3 separate regions of the Homo sapiens genome follow, and all the other regions are linked to region 1. Evidence: chromatin loops called from intact Hi-C (ENCODE). Cell type or tissue: HCT116. All regions are shown on one strand.

Region 1 (2,500 bases):
GGTCAGATTCTGATCTTGAATATACTCTCGAGAGAACCGTTTCAGTACGGGGGTGTAGCTCAGTGGTAGAGCGCGTGCTTAGCATGCACGAGGCCCCGGGTTCAATCCCCGGCACCTCCATTCCTTTTGCTTTTAATTTTTTTCCCATTGCTTTACTTTATTTTCCTTGCTTAAACAGAAAGTAACCCTATTTCACAACGGTTTTGCCATTAATATTAGTGCTGTTCCATTTCTACTCCTCAGCCTTGACACGACTCGGGGGACTGCCTAAGCAAAAGGTGGAAAAGATGGAGCTGGAAGACAAAGACGGCTCCGGATTCCAAAACTTCAATGGCGTCGCCAAATTGACGAGCTCATTAACCTTTGGAGTATTGTTATTTAAAAAGTAGGAAATAAAAGATAAATGTGGAAATATTTAATAAAAGAAAAACGTAAGCTCTCAATTTTCTTTATTACTTTTTTTTTTTTGAGACGGAGTCTCTCGCTCTGTCGCCCAGTGGCACGATCTTGGCTCACTGCAAGCTCCGCCTCCCGGGTTTACGCCATTCTTCTGCCTCAGCCTCCCGAGTAGCCGGGACTACAGGCGCCCGTCACCACGCCCGGCTAATTTTTTCTATTTTTTTGGTAGAGACAGGGTTTCACCGTGTTAGCCAGGATGGTCGCGATCTCCTGACCTCGTGATCCTCCCGCCTCGGCCTCCCACAGTGCTGGGATTACAGGAGTAAGCCACCACCGCTCCCAGCCGATTTCCTTTATTTTTTTTCTGGTCCTTGTTTAGCCATGATCCATCGCAGGCTGAGCCCTGACAAACGCAAAGCCTTCCAAACTGGGAAATTGAGAAAGTTATTTTCATCAATGAATGTAGAGGCGTCACACTTCTGCCGAAATAGCTCCACTGGGAAGCATGCTCTGCTGAAGATCTCAAAGTTCACGGACTGATTTCCAGTTTTATTCTGTCTTCACTCCTGCCGGATAATTTGACTTCCCTTAGATGACGTTACAGAAGTAATTTTACCTAAGACAGGTGCGCCCTCTATCGTAAGGATATCTTTCAGACTCTTGGTCCACACAAGAGTTGGTGGCACCGGAGAGCTTGTTAGAAGAGCGAAATCTCAGCTTCACCTCAGACGTACTGAACCAGAAGTAGCAATTTAACAAGATCCACAAGAGATTCTTTTGCACATTTAAGAAGCAATATGACGTGCTTTGACGTGGATGGAGTAAGGGTGTATAGTATAAATACGCGGCTGTGTTTTTTCCCCCAATTTTCTATTCTAACAGAAAACATAATTGCAAAAAATATATATTTCTATTGCTGAATCATTTTTGTGTTCTAATCATTGACTCTGTTCCTTGCCTCTCTGGCAATATTGTACTTAGTAATATTTTTTGAATCACTATTCATGATTGAATATGATGTGAAGTTTTCATTTTCTTTTTTTTTTTTCTTGAGACGGAGTCTCACTCTGTCGTCCAGGTTGGAGTGCAGTGGCGCGATCTCGACTCACTGCAACCTCCGCCTCCCGGGTTCAAGCGATTCTCCTGCCTCAGCATCCCGAGTAACTGGGACAACAAGCGCGCGCCACCGCGCCCGGCTAATTTTTTATATTTTTTTTAGGGACGGGGTTTCACCATATTGGCCAGGCTGGTCTCGAACTCCTGACCTCATGATCCGCCCGCCTCGCAAAGTGCTGGGATTACAGGCATGAGCCACCACTCCCGGCCTTTATTTTCTTTTTCGCAAGTTTTGCAATAAAGGCTGTGCTAACTTCTAATGTAAACTGGGAAGTTTGTATCCTTGCTCTGAAACATTTTAAATAGAATAAGACCTTGTAATCATTCCAGAATACACAGCCCTCTTCTCATCAGCTACCACCAAATCTTCAAGAACTTTTGTATTAACACCACTTTGTATTCTAAGCCCTGTGATAGATTTTAAAGATCCAAAACCCTTTGCTAACCCTAATGAAAGTGTGAGCTGAAGGATATCTCAAGAATTGGGAAATCCTTGGTTTCCGATATAATATCAGGCCACCTCTGTCCCTGTGAAGTGATTAGGAAATTTTCAATGGAGAAAATAAGTTCCAAAAGTCATTCTTTCTCAGATTAAGATGTCTTGGGTTTCAGTTTACTTCTTTAAAGAAAGATTCAGAGTTAGTACTGAGGACCCAGACTTTCTTGATGTGGGAAATAGATAATTTTCTGTTCTGTTGACATTTTTTCTCTCTCTTCTCTCATTTTCAAAGTACAGTTCCACAATGTCTCTTTGCCACTTATACTCACTGTGGCAGAAAAAAATTATTCACAGGCTTCAATCATGGGAATCAATTTGCAAAGGAATATAGTAAAAGCATGAGGAAAATTATCATGAATTATTACCATTGCTTTATGCTAGGGCTCAGGCCCAAATGGAAATATTTTTTTCTGCTCCCCACAATAGACTTCTTTAAGGAAGTCCACCTCTGTAATTTAGGGTAGAAATGGATAGGATGCAAAAACC
Region 2 (2,500 bases), 390 kb before region 1:
CACATCATTTCTGTTTCTCGCTCTCCCCGGCTTCCTGTGCTTTTCTTTAGCCTTCCTTCCTTTCTTGCTTTTTTCCTTCCCTTCCTTCCGTTTCCACCTTTTATTTATTCATTAAAAAAAGACATATAAGCCCTCAAACACAATTTTGGTATACAAGGTCTTGTTTATTATATAATAGTCATTGTTTTGGATCAACTCAGAGAAAAGTATAGAGCCCTTCTTGAATTACTTAAAACTTAACTATAAATTAGGGCATGCTTTATTTAAATATACTCAAGCACTGAAAAGGAATAGGTATCTGTGTTCTAGAGCAGGCTGTGGCAAACTGGGGGAACAGGCCAAATCACTCATTCTAACACTTGATAACATGATTTTTTATTTCAGTTATTCACAAGAAGGGACATTCACCAGCAGTTAGTAATTAATGATATCTTTTCCATCTTCAATTAAACAGAGAGTTCACAGAATTCCATCTGGGGCCTGCTTTGAAACTATGCACACTTGGCAAAAGGAAAAGAGCTCAGATCCAAACAGGACATGGGTACCAGTGTTTTATAAATCAAAATTTCTCACCCTTAGCCCTCTGGACATTTTGGAACAGATAATTTTCTGTTGTCAGGGTCTCTCTTCTGCATTTTAGGATGCTCAGCAGTATCTTTGGCCTCTGTGCACTAGATGCTAGTAGCATCTCCTTTCCCCCCAAGTTGTGACAAGCAAAAATACCTCCAGACATTGTCAAATATGCCCTAGGAAGCAAAAATGCTCCTGGCATAGAAGCACTGCCATAAATCAGGGCATATTGCTATATCAAGAGGCATGTTTTATTACATGGGAGTAAGCCTACAGGGTCAGAGTGAGACTAGCAGCAGTCATTCTAGTGCACAAAGCATAGGTGTGCACATAGAAACACAAAAGCACAGGAACATATACAAACATATTTGATAAAATGTTTTTAGTGTCCTTTTGTTTCATTATGTATGGTTTTAAATTTTCATTTTTATAATAAGAGAAAAGGCCATTTTGACATATGTTGAACTATCTTTTTCAGAGCAATGTTATTTCATTAAAAATTTTTTTGAAGGGAAGATTTTACTTTAATTTTATATTATTAAATAGTGAGGCATGAGGTAAAATCGGTGGAAATGAGAACGTGAAGTAAATGCTCAGTGATTCCAATTGCATTCACCTCTCCAACATGGCATCTGCTGTTTAGGGAGGCGGGGTTATCCAGCTTCTGGATCTGGGTGTGGGCATGGGATAGTCAGATGGGAATGGCACCAGTTGGAGGAACATGGGTAAGAGAGGGTGAAAGGTAAAGTGCTATCTCTGAGGTAGGTTAGGGTCTGACATCTGGAAAGTTGGGGAAGGAAGGAGCCCTAAGGAGATATAGCCTAGGGCTTTTCCAGCTACTTTGACAGCCATTTGTTCTGTTACGAGATCCCGATGTCACTTGAACAAGACCCTCAGTGGGCCTCATCTTGGCTCCATTACTTTCTGAAAGCTTTTTCTTCATCTTCCGTTTTTTCTTGGGTTCAACACCAGATGGTGCCAGCAGACCATAATGTATCCAGCAAATTCTTCCTGTCATATCCAGCCTCGTCTGCCTTACCCAAAGCTTCATGGGCTTTTTCGGTGAAATTTCTCCTAATTCCCTTCCTCTGCCTAATCCTCCTATTTCTCTGTTGAAAACAATAGCAATGTCTTCCCTACCATAAAAATCCTTGTGTGCCTTTATAATCCAAACACACTAGATGACTGTACAATGACAATACTTGTCATTTGTCCTGTGACTATGCCTTAATATGTTAAAATTTATTTCTTTATACATAAAAATGTATTTCAAGTATAAATAACTGGTTCTGAGTTTGCCATTTTATATAATTTGGAGAGTTCCTGAAGTCAAGAATTTAGAACCATGGAACTCTACACTGAAAAGCCACCAGCCAGGGCCAGCACATACCCAGAAGTTATTGTTTTGGGAATGGTCTGTCAATTTGGGGTCCGGGGTTTAGTGGATGTGCATGTGGAAGAAGGAGAAAGAGAAAACAGTTTTTGAATAGCTAGAGCGTTCTGTGATTGAGCAAAATAACAGTGTGTTTGCTGGGCCTTTTACCTTAAGACCTTAGTGAGTTTCTTAGCCTAGATTCTCTAAAAATCAGAGCTTGAGGCAAAAAAGGAAATATTAATGTTTTATTTGGGAATGCAAATAGAGGGCAGCAAAGGTGAGAAAAAAAGGGAACTGAGAGAAGGGAAATATGAAGCAAGGTGAGGTGATACATTTTCACACTGGCTACCACTTCCTGAGAAATTTTAGAAGGCTGCCTCACGGATGCTTTAATCTGCTCTCGCCACTCTCCTTCAGACAAGATAGGAGGAGGAATCTTGCTTTGGGTGAAAGAAAAAAAAAAGAAAGTATTAAAGTATATCAAAGAAGAAGGAGCTGTGTCAAAGGCTGTTAGTATAGTAGGTCAAGTGAGATGAAGATTAAGAACTGACCATT
Region 3 (2,500 bases), 270 kb before region 1:
TATATTTCTCACTGCCTTGCAAAAAAGAGGGATCTCAGATGCTGACTTCTGCTATACTGTTTCAAAGCCTCTCTTACTACAATTCATAAAACTTATTGTTCTACTATTGATACTGGATATGAAAGAATATGGACCAAAATTCCTCTCAAAATTTACTATCCGACAAAGAATAAGCATTGTTGGAGAAAAGGATTTGAAGTATTTTGCTGTGTATTTAACTAAACTAAAGATAGAAGACAAAAGTATTCTGCCCAAAAAGCAAGAAATTAAAAGACATATTGTAGAGATTTTTAAATTGAGAGTATCATCTTTTCATAGGATTTACAGCTTCGCTTTTATCAAGATTTACAACAAATTTCATGCCTTATTTTCAATCGAGAAATGTCTGTCTTGGATACATTAGGTTTGTACCATGGAAAAACATCACTATAGATGTTTTATCTTGATTTTACATAGCTGTTTTCTCCACAAGTGAATGGTATTTAGGCTGACTGTGTTTTATTCCTACCTGTTACCAGGAACTCCACGACCTTGTTAGAGTACATGCTCAGCAAGTGCTAACAGAGTGAGTGAATAAAAGAATGGTTGATAAATAAATAGAAGGATGAATCATTGTGAGGGGAGACTCTGTTATATTGTTAATATGACACATACACAGGCTCATTCCCACCCCATTAGTCTCTTCACTGCCCCTCTTACAACTTTGTTTCTGAGGGTGTAGATTAGAGGGTTAAGACTAGGTGTGACAACAGTATAAAAGAGGGCAATGAACTTGCCTTGATCTTGAGAATTTCCTGATGGTGGCTGGAGATACATGCACATGGCCGGAATGAAAAAGAGAGATACAGCCATAAGATGAGCTCCACATGTTCCAAACACTTTCTGAAGCCCAGTGGTTGACTGCATCCTCAGTATAGCTCGGACGATGGCACCATAAGAAGTGAGAATGAGGATGAGAGGTATGAGAACAAATATGGAGCTTGTGATCATGAGGGTCAGCTCATTGACATGGGTATCAACACACGATAATCGCAGAAGTGCTGGAACTTCACAGAAAAAGTGATCTACTTGGCGGTGTCCACACAGAGGTACCCAGAAGGTGAAGGAGGAATGAAGTGCTGAGTTGGTAAAACCACTTACCCAAGAAGCCACAGCCAGCAGGTGGCAGAAACGAGGGTGCATGAGGACAGTGTAATGCAAAGGTCTACACACAGCTGCATAACGGTCATAGGACATCACCACCAGTAGGACACACTCTGTGGTTCCCAGTGCGAGAACAAAGTAAAGTTGAATCATGCAACCAGCATAAGAGATGGTCTTTTCCGGGCCCCAGAGATTGACCAGCAACTGAGGGATAGAGCTGGTGGTGTAGCAGAGATCCAGAAATGAGAGGTTTGAAAGGAAGAAGTACATTGGTGTGTGCAGATGGGAGTCCAGGTATGACAGGATGATGATGAACAGGTTTCCTATCAGTGTCATCAAGTAGAAGATCAAGACAACCACAAAGATAACTACTTCCAGATGAGGCCAATTAGAAAATCCAACTAAAATAAAGTACCCCTCAGAGCTAGCATTGACTTTTCCATCATCATTCATTTCCTATTACCTGAGAGAAAAAAAAGAAAGGTAAACTCAAAAAACGAGTAAACAAATGATCCAAAAATATCAGCACACATGAATAAAAAATAAAAGCCAGTTTGAAGGGCTTGCCATCATTTAATTGTAGGACAATTTAACCATTAGTAGTAATGAATTTAACAAAAGAAGAATTATAAAGCTCATACTGATATAAAAAGTAAAAGAATAAATAAATGAATGGTGAAGATAAAGCTATTCCTTACAGTAGATCCCTAATTAACAAATATAGAAGGGGTGACGGTGTTAAGAAAAACATAAATGATTGCAAAAACTAGTGGATAAAAATTTGATGGGGAACAGAATATGTACAAATATCTAAAATAGTCTAAAATATCTCCTCACAACTTTCTAGTTAATTTCAAACTGAAAAACAGTAAAGTTTGTAGTAGAAAAACCTGTCAGACACCACCATAACCAGTGATTTTATTGATCTTAAGATCAACTGTATTTGCACAAACCAACATCATGAGCCTGCTGTGATGATGCTCTGAACAGGACATGCTGTCACTTCAGTGATATTTGTGTTAAAAATTCTAATAATGAAGACTAATTCTAATAATGAAGACACATGAGAAAAACTCAAATTGAGAGAAATAGCTTGCCTATACAATTCAGAAAAGTATCAAGTTTAAGTAGAAAAACAAAGGGTGAGGAACTGGTCCAGATGAAAAGAGACTAGTGAGATGTGATTTCTCAGTGTACAATCCTGGATTTTTTCAAAAACTAGCTATTAACAAAATTATTGAGACAATTTAAGAAATCTCAGTGTGGACTATGGATTAGATAATAATATTGTGCCCATATTAAGTTTGCTGATTTGGGTACTGTGCTGGACTTATGTAAAGTAACATCCTTTTCCTTA

Evidence for each region. Hi-C counts contacts between places; a loop is a spot of excess contacts. Peaks named below come from ENCODE experiments on the same cell type or tissue, not always from the same donor. Only the 100,000 strongest peaks of a DNase experiment are listed, where the experiment ranks them.
Region 2: a loop joins it to region 1, with 10 times the contacts of the local background. A loop is called at or near these places in 3 of 110 quality-filtered maps.
Region 3: it touches region 1 in a loop (5-fold over the local background); 5 of 110 quality-filtered maps call a loop at or near these places.

What each region holds. Positions count from the first base shown.
Region 1 is chr6:28,836,064-28,838,563 of GRCh38, reverse strand. It overlaps TRA-AGC2-1 (tRNA-Ala (anticodon AGC) 2-1), which reads left to right and starts at 49; the gene lies at 49-120. It overlaps LOC124901296 (a long non-coding RNA gene), which reads left to right. Exons shown (of 2, transcript XR_007059539.1): 2 at 244-1,323. RefSeq lists enhancers at 1-252, 253-1,244. In HCT116, a CTCF peak has its summit at 1,054; DNase peaks (open chromatin) are centred at 207 and 1,043; H3K4me3 peaks cover 1,594 bases; H3K27ac peaks cover 1,235 bases.
Region 2 is chr6:29,226,488-29,228,987 of GRCh38, reverse strand. All of the region lies in intron 1 of LINC03003 (long intergenic non-protein coding RNA 3003), which reads right to left. Among named protein-coding and RNA genes, the nearest start is that of LINC03003, 3.8 kb to the right of the region's middle. In HCT116, a CTCF peak has its summit at 1,545 (motif pointing right); a DNase peak (open chromatin) is centred at 1,546.
Region 3 is chr6:29,110,987-29,113,486 of GRCh38, reverse strand. OR2J3 (olfactory receptor family 2 subfamily J member 3) reads right to left here. Exons shown (of 4, transcript NM_001005216.4): 4 at 1-1,606. The coding sequence starts at 1,596. The coding sequence ends at 661. Among named protein-coding and RNA genes, the nearest start is that of OR2J3, 4.2 kb to the right of the region's middle. In HCT116, a CTCF peak has its summit at 1,157 (motif pointing right); a DNase peak (open chromatin) is centred at 1,156.